Regions from separate parts of the Homo sapiens genome. Here region 2 is linked to region 1. A link is a contact called in ENCODE Hi-C or POLR2A ChIA-PET data. All regions are on one chromosome and are shown on one strand. Each heading gives the region's core, a stretch centred on a gene start or an enhancer-like site at or near the end of the contact. The rest is flanking DNA. Distances are from core to core; before and after follow the strand shown. Region 1 overlaps LOC105372988 (a long non-coding RNA gene). Region 2 holds the start of RNF215 (ring finger protein 215).

Region 1 (3,945 bases), core at 451-2,950:
AGCTCCGGCCACAAGCAAGGCTGCTACTTCTTGCTTAGTTATACCTGACCTGGTGCAAATAAAATCACAATCACACACTTACATGCGTATACACATATACAAGTGTGTAAAACTCTGGTTAATGTTGCAATTTTAAACAAATAAATCTTTAGCATATTTACTGTCAGGGATCATCCTTGACTCTTCCTATTTTTTTGAGACAGAGCAAGTGTTGCCCGGGCTGGGGTGCAGTGGCTCGATCTCGGCTCACTGCAACCTTCGCCTCCCGGGTTCAAGTGATTCTCCTGCCTCAGCTTCTGGAGTAGCTGGGATTACCAGTGTGCACCACATGCCCAGCTAAATTTTTTTTTTAATATATTTTTAGTAGAGACAGATTTTACCATGTTGCCTAGGCTGGTCTTGAACTCCTGACCTCAAGTGATCCACCCACCTTGGCCTCCCAAAGTTATGGGATTACAGACCTGAGCCACCTGCCCAGCCCATCCTTGACTCTTCATCATTGTTGATGAAGCTGTGTGTGGAAGGCAATGGTGATGGGAATTCAACCTTAGACTAATCTCTAGGTCTACATGTGCAGTGGTTGACTTGATTTTTTTTTTTTAACTCATTATTGGTATCTTTTCAGATGTGTAGGAAAAAAGATTCTGGATATACAAACCAAATAAACTAGGGCTTCCTCATCTTACTGAGTTGGTGTCTCTGTCATTTCCCTAGTTGTTGTCCATAACTGGTTTCCTTTGACTAAAGTAATTGTATCTGAGATTATTCTCCCTTTGAAGATCTCTCAGCCAATCTTGTTGCTGAGGGCATCAGAAGAAGATTGAGAGGGTTATACTTGTGCCTTTTTTAAAGGGTTTGCCTACAGAGTGTGGTGTGAGATGTGGGGGAGCCCACAAGGATTTTTCTAGAAGTTTCTATCCTCAGAGATTTGCTCTAACAGAGGGTAGGGTCATGGTTCTGAATTAGGCATCCTCTTGCTCATGCTGGTTAATCTGATACATTTGGACTTCAGAGTCCTATCCTTATGCCACAAATGTGGGCTAGTCACCCACTTTTTCCTTGTGATATATCCCAAGGAAGAAAAGCATCATAAGATTTAGAGATGGGGCTTCCCTCTCTGTGATTAAAAAAAAAACCTAGGTCCAGTTCAGAATGAAGAAACTGAAAAGAGAAAATCCAACCCTTTTCACATCCAACCCCACCCTGTCCCTGGGTGGCCCTTACTTAACCCATCACCCAGCACTCCCTCTAGGGAAAAGCCTGCCCAAAAACTTTGGTCCTAAGAAAAGCCTTACCCTAATAAAGAAACTGGGAGGCTGCTGCTGGGCTGCAGCTGCTTTTATGGAAGGAGCTAGACCAGAAGCTAGACTAGGGCCAACAAGTCAGGCCTCTGTAAGAATCTTCCAAGGAGGTAAGGCGGGGAGAAAAAGGATTCCTCATTTACATTGAGAGTAAACTTCCTGTCCTATTAAACAATGAGGCATTCAAAATCCGCCTGAGTAAAAGTCCCCTGATGCAATGAGAGGGTGAGCAATTTCATGTCAGGCTGTTGTTATGGGATTTATACATGTCCTAGCTAGGGCTTGAGGTGAAAGTCAGAGCCAAAAACAATAGCCCTAAACCCCACATGCACAGAAACCTCATTCCAGTGGAGTTTCCTTAAGAGAGCACAGCAGACTTTTCACAAACAAAGTGACTTCAAAGGTAGCCTTGCATCACTGCCTCCTCCACTTGACACTTCCCTTCAGCCCAGACCTGGCCCCTCTGTTTCTTGGTTTAATTTATGAGGTTCTCACACACATTGCAAAGCAATTATCTGAGCTGCTGGCCAACAGGAAGGTAATTGTAACTGAGTACTTCCTTTGTCAAACGCTGACGCTGGCCACCGCGATGGTGATGACGCTGGCCATGGCAATGGTGATAGGAGGCGTGCCGGCAGCTCAGCACCCAGTGACAGGATACCTCTGTTTCTCCCCCACCCCCAACACAATGCTGTCTGACTGAATTCTCCAGGGAGGAGGAAGCCAGTGGGTTGGAGGAATGGGGGAATTTTCTTACATCACTTGACGTGCTTGCTTTCACTCGCAAAATCCTGAGTCATGACTGAAGCTGTATTGCCTCAAGTCTCCGGCTGAAACCAGGGGTTATAGGTTTGGAAACCTGATTCCATCGGCTGCCTCTTGTCCAATCATCAGAGGAAATGTGTATTATTTCAGTTGATCCTCTTCAAGTTGAAGTGCCTTTGGATTGAGGGGATTACGTGAGGGAAGTGGCTCTGTAGTGGCTTAGTAAGCCAATGCCATGCGAGTGAACAATATTTGACATTCGGTGAGTTTACAGAAAGGGCAGTCTCTCTGTTTGTTTAAACCAAGATTAAGTGAAAGGAAAAGTTTTTCTTTCCCATCCCAAGACAAATGTGAAACACATGTTTTCCCTTTTGACTTTGTAAGTACAAGGCTCAAACAGTTCTCCCCACCCCCTTCGGCCATGAGTTTTTAAGGATTGCAGAATGTTTCCTCTCTTTGGTGGCCAAAGCCAATGTGAGCCTTTATATTTCCAGACAGTGGAGCTGATGATGATAGCCTAGTTGGTTCCAGGTAATCATGTAGGTTGTTTCTGGGCCTACCATTTTATGGGTAGATAGGATGGTAAGATGTAGTACAAGGAATCCCAGGCCTGAGTTCACTAAGCCTCAGTTTCCTCATCTACAAAATGAGATTGGTTGAACCTTAAATATCTCAGGTAATTTCTATCTTCAGAAAGGATGTTCATTCAGGTTGGTTTTTCTGGTATGTGGGGGACATTCCTAGTTGAGGTATCCTTTGCATGGGCACAAGGCAGTGTGCAGGCCTGAGGGTTGGGAGACCTCAGTCAAAGAGCCTGCCCTGCCATTGACTCACTGTGACCTTGAACAACTCACTTCCCCTCTTTGTGAATCCTTCTTATCTGAGAGAGGAGGTTTGACAGTCTTGCCCCTGACATAGCGGTTCAGATATGAGACAAGCCTGAATGAGACTGGGATGTCAAGTACTTTGAGCTCCTTGAAATGAAAGGATCATTCATCTTGGAAGATAAATTGTTAAAAAATGCTAGCTCATAACTATTTTTTTGGATTATCTCAAAAATAAAGTAAAGAAAATCAATGTTGTTTACTCTTGGTTTTCCTTTTTTTTTTTTTTTTTTGAGACGGAGTCTCGCTCTGTCACCCAGGCTGGAGTGCAATGGCGCAATCTCAGCTCACTGCAACCTTTGCCTTCCGGGTTCAAGCAATTCTCTTGCCTCAGCCTCCTGAGTAGCTGGGACTACAGGCACGTGCCACCATGCCCGGCTAATTTTTTTGTATTTTTAGTAGTGATGGGGTTTCGCTGTGTTAGCCAGGATGGTCTCGATCTCCTGACCTCATAATCCACCCGCCTCGGCCTCCCAAAGTGCTGGGATTACAGGCGTGAGCCACTGTGCCCGGCCCACTCTTGGTTTTCTTTAAATTGCTACTGGTTCAGGGAATATAAGCACCCAATGACCAACACGGGCTATAAAAATCAGGACTTTTACCACCCTGTGTTGGCCAAAGCAATGTTCCTAGCAGATTGCTTTGATCATGTTGCTACTCTGCTCAGAAACCTTCAAGATACTACTTGCCTCCAGGATACACTCCAAACTGACAGTCAGTTCCCCGTTGTGACCTGGCTTCACCTGCATTATATATCACCTCTTCTACATGAAATCCTAGAATTCACTAGCATTGCCACAATGATATTGGATCACCCCTGCAACATCTCATAAGTGGGTGGCCATTCTCTGGGTGCAGTGATAGGGAGAAGCCTCTGATACTCAAAGTAATCTGGCCTTTTTCTAATCACCCCTCATTGTTAGATACTTCTTCCCTATATTGAATGAGAATCTGCTTCATCACAAATCCCAACCAGCCATAGGTCCCACTGAGCT
Region 2 (3,945 bases), core at 849-3,348, 190 kb before region 1:
TTGGCTGAAGGTAACTAAAACCTCAGGTAAGGGGAGACTACTATAGACCAATGGAACAGAACAGAGAATCTAGCTACGTGCAGTGGCTATTGCCTGTAAGCCCAGCACTTTGGGAGGCTGAGGCAGGCAGTTCCCTTGAGCCCAGGAGTTCAAGACCAGCGTGGGCAACATGGTGAAACCCTGTCTCTACAAAAAAAAAAAAAAAAAAAAAAAAAATTAGCTGGGCATGGTGACACACCCCTGTGGTCTCAGCTACTTTGGAGGCTGAGGTGGGAGAATCAGTTGACCCTGGAGGTTGCAATGAGCTGAGAAGGCACCATTGCATTCCAGCCTGGGCAACAGAGAGAGACCCTGTCTCAAAAATAAATGCATAAATAATTTTTTAATGCTTAAACTTTTACTTTTCTTATTTAGGTCTTTAATCTATATGGAATTCATATTTTGTATATGATGTGTATGTAATAGGGGTCTAATTTCTTCTCCTAATGGTTAATTCAATTTCTTAGCACAATTTACCAAACAGTCCATGCTACTGCCTCCTTGTATCTCCACAAACACAATGTTTCCTCTGATGTACACCATCTTTAGATGTGTGGGTCAGTTTCTGGCCTATTTCATGTTCCATTTGTCTGTCTTTAGGCTGATATCGGGGGCTGTCTTATATACCCGTCTCACACTTCTTCAGGAGCAACTTGGTCATCCCATATCAGTGTTCCTACAGGTGTTCACTGTAAAATTCTTTCAATTTTTCTGGAGAAAAAAGAGTGTTGTGGCTCATCTGGCCCAGGTTGGAGTGCAGTGGCACCATCTCAGGTCACTGCAAGCTCCGCCTCCCGGGTTCACGCCATTCTGCTGCCTCAGCCTCCCGAGTAGCTGGGACTACAGGCGCCTCCCAACATGCCCGGCTATTTTTTTGCATTTTTAGTAGAGACGGGGTTTCACCTTGTTAGCCACGATGGTTTCGATCTGCTAACCTCATGATCCGCCTGCCTCAGCCTCCCAAAGTGCTGGGATTACAGGCGTGACCCACCGCGCCCTGCCCACCATACAATTTTTAAAGGCTCAGGTTTCAGACTGAGCCAGCTCCCAGCAGCCCCAACCCTTGGAGAAACGGACAAGTTTTAGAACAGTAGTGGAACTTCCACATTCCAGTAGACATTTGAGTTATTTGCTGGGGGTGAGGCAGTGTTGATTGTACATGGTGCTTATTTATTTATTTATTTATTTAGAGACGGAGTTTCACTCTTGTCGCCCAGGCTGGATTCCAATGGCGCGATCTCGGCTCGCCGCAACCTCCGCCTCCCGGGTTCAAGCGATTCTCCTGCCTCAGCCTCCTGAGTAGCTGGAATTACAGGCATGCGCCACCACGCCCGGCTAATTTTGTATTTTTAGTAGAGACGGGGTTTCTCCATGTTGGTCAGGCGGGTCTCGAACTCCCGACCTCAGGTGATCCGCCCGCCTCGGCCTCCCAAAGTGCTGGGATTACAGGCGTGAGCCACCGCGCCCGGCCTATGGTGCCCATTTCACAGATGAGGGAAGTGACCCAGCCTCTCGGTCCCACTGAGGCACTGAGTCCCTGCCTGCTTCGTTTTGCCTTGCCCCCCAGCCCCTTTCCCCTGCCCCTCTATCTCCCCTGTCGGCTTCCCACGCCAGTCTCTGGTTCTCTGCCTCCTGCTGTTTAGTGGGGTCGAGACAGGGAGGACCGGGGAAGAGAGGGATGTGACTTGGCCCTGGCCACCCCGTGGGTCCACGGGGCTGCCGCAGAACAAGGGCCTGCCACCAGGCCCCTTAGACATCCCTTGCTCCTGCCCTTCTCAGGCTCTGATCGTGTCTCTGCTCCCCCAGGTCGCCCTTTCCAACTATTTTCCTGTCTGCCCCGCTGACGCGTCCGCTGCCGAAGCACCTCCTCTCTCTGACTTTCCGCCTTCCCGCTGCGACCCCGGTTTTGCCCCTCTCCAGCTCCCTCAGCCGCGGGCACCTGAGCTCTCCGCGGCCACCAGGGGGCGCCCGCGGCCCAGTCTGGGCGCGAGAGCCGCCAAGCGCCCACTCCGTTCCTCCTGGTGCCCCGCCCCGTCCGGCCGCGGCCCCGCCCCTCCCGGCGCCCCGCCCCGTCCGGCAGCGGCCTCGCTCCCTCCGATCCCCCCCGCGCCCGGGACCCCTGGCCCCACTGTTGGGCCAGCTCGCCGGGTCCGGCCATGGGCCCCGCCGCTCGCCCCGCGCTGAGATCGCCGCCGCCGCCTCCGCCGCCGCCTCCGTCTCCGCTGCTGCTGCTGCTGCCCCTGCTGCCGCTGTGGCTGGGCCTGGCGGGGCCCGGGGCCGCGGCGGACGGCAGCGAGCCGGCGGCCGGGGCGGGGCGGGGCGGAGCCCGCGCCGTGCGGGTGGACGTGAGACTGCCGCGCCAGGACGCTCTGGTCCTGGAGGGCGTCAGGATCGGCTCCGAAGCCGACCCGGCGCCCCTGCTGGGCGGTCGTCTGCTGCTGGTGAGCGCTGCTGAGCCATCTGGCCGCATCACTAAACCCCTCTCTCAACCCTCCCTAGAGACCCCGCACCCTGAACCGACGTTCATCCTCCACCAAGCCTTGAGAGTCCAGCGCCCCTCCCCAGGCTCCCCAGGCCCCCAGCATTCCGGCTTCCCAAACCAGAGAGCCAGATGCTCTGGGAACTCTGGCCTTGGCATCCACTGTGATGACCCCGGCTCCCTCCCCCACCACACCCTACCTCCCTCTGCTCATGGCCCCTTGCCACACAGATGGACATCGTGGATGCCGAGCAGGAGGCACCAGTGGAAGGCTGGATTGCAGTGGCATACGTGGGCAAGGAGCAGGCGGCCCAGTTCCACCAGGAGAATAAGGGCAGTGGCCCGCAGGCCTATCCCAAGGCCCTGGTCCAGCAGGTGCAGGGGATGTCTATGGGGGAGGGGGCTGGAGGAAAGGATTCCAAGGCATCTGCTAGAGCCAGGCCCTCCTTAGATGGGCCCTTAAGAGCTTGCAGAGAAGCCCTAGGCCTGGTGGGTCAGGGCACCCCAGTTTGAAGAATGGAGTCAGTATGGCTTCGAAGCAGGGAGGTGAGAGGAGGCCAGAGAGAGGTTGAGAAGCTTGACCAGGCTCTGAGAGTATGGGATGGGGGAGCTGCTGCTGACGACCACTGCTGGGACTGCCCTGATAGGACCGGGGAAGGCACAGCGCATCTGGAAGGGAGGCAGGAGGAAGAAAGCAGTTTCCACCTTTGACCTCAAGGAGCTTATGGCAGTCTGTCCAGAGTTTTGCTCACTGCAGGGCCAGGAGCTAAGAGCAGCTAGGGCTGCAGGTGGTGAGACAGGTGTGCAGGCAGGGTATATGCTAGCCTCTCGCCTTCTATCCCTCTGCAGATGCGGCGGGCCCTCTTCCTGGGTGCCTCTGCCCTGCTTCTTCTCATCCTGAACCACAACGTGGTCCGAGAGGTAAATCGGACCAGGCCGTGAGGGTAAGCAAGCTGGGGAAAGGGGGACCCAGGCCTGCTGACCTCCTTGTCTCCCTGCAGCTGGACATATCCCAGCTTCTGCTCAGGCCAGTGATCGTCCTCCATTATTCCTCCAATGTCACCAAGCTGTTGGATGCATTGCTGCAGTGAGTTGGTATTTAGACTTCAAAGGACTGACCCTGGGTACAGAGAGCCCCTGGTTCTCCCATGGACTGAGGGGGCTTGGGACCAGGGCCTTACCTGTTAGCCTTTTTTTTTTTTTTTGAGATGGAGTATCACTCGTGTTGCCCAGGCTGGAGTGCAGTGGCGCAATCTCGGCTCACTGGAACCTCTGCCTTCCAGGTTCAAGTGATTCTCCTGCCTCAGTCTCCCAAGTAGCTAGGATCACAGTCATGTGCCACCACACCCAGCTAATTTTTTGTATTTTTAGTAGAGACAGGGTTTCACCATGTTGGCCAGGCTGGTCTTGAACACCTGACCTCAGTT

Evidence for each region. A loop is a pair of places that touch in the nucleus more often than their neighbours do. ChIA-PET counts read pairs that join two places held with the same protein, here RNA polymerase II (POLR2A). Pooled maps may share reads with other maps.
Region 2: a loop to region 1 is called in a pooled map, with 2.7 times the contacts of the local background. The contact joins the promoter of RNF215 here to the enhancer-like site in region 1. A Hi-C loop is called at or near these places in 1 of 168 maps with a recorded cell type or tissue (mammary epithelial cell) and 4 of 50 pooled maps. POLR2A ChIA-PET finds 5 or more read pairs at or near these places in 3 of 52 experiments (AG04450, OCI-LY7 and activated CD8-positive, alpha-beta memory T cell).

What each region holds. Positions count from the first base shown.
Region 1 is chr22:30,194,431-30,198,375 of GRCh38, reverse strand. The region is part of intron 1 of LOC105372988 (a long non-coding RNA gene); the gene reads left to right. It also overlaps a transcript of HORMAD2 not described here. Among named protein-coding and RNA genes, the nearest start is that of LIF-AS1, 43 kb to the left of the region's middle. RefSeq lists an enhancer at 1,891-2,010. Within about 2 kb of position 1,700, at least 38 of the 41 ENCODE cell types and tissues checked have a DNase peak (open chromatin) inside an H3K27ac peak, as active enhancers do; they include OCI-LY7 and mammary epithelial cell, where a contact is called at or near this core.
Region 2 is chr22:30,385,564-30,389,508 of GRCh38, reverse strand. It overlaps RNF215 (ring finger protein 215), which reads left to right and starts at 2,098. Exons shown (of 9, transcript NM_001017981.2): 1 at 2,098-2,480; 2 at 2,750-2,893; 3 at 3,368-3,439; 4 at 3,520-3,605. The coding sequence starts at 2,196. RefSeq lists a silencer at 1,999-2,358.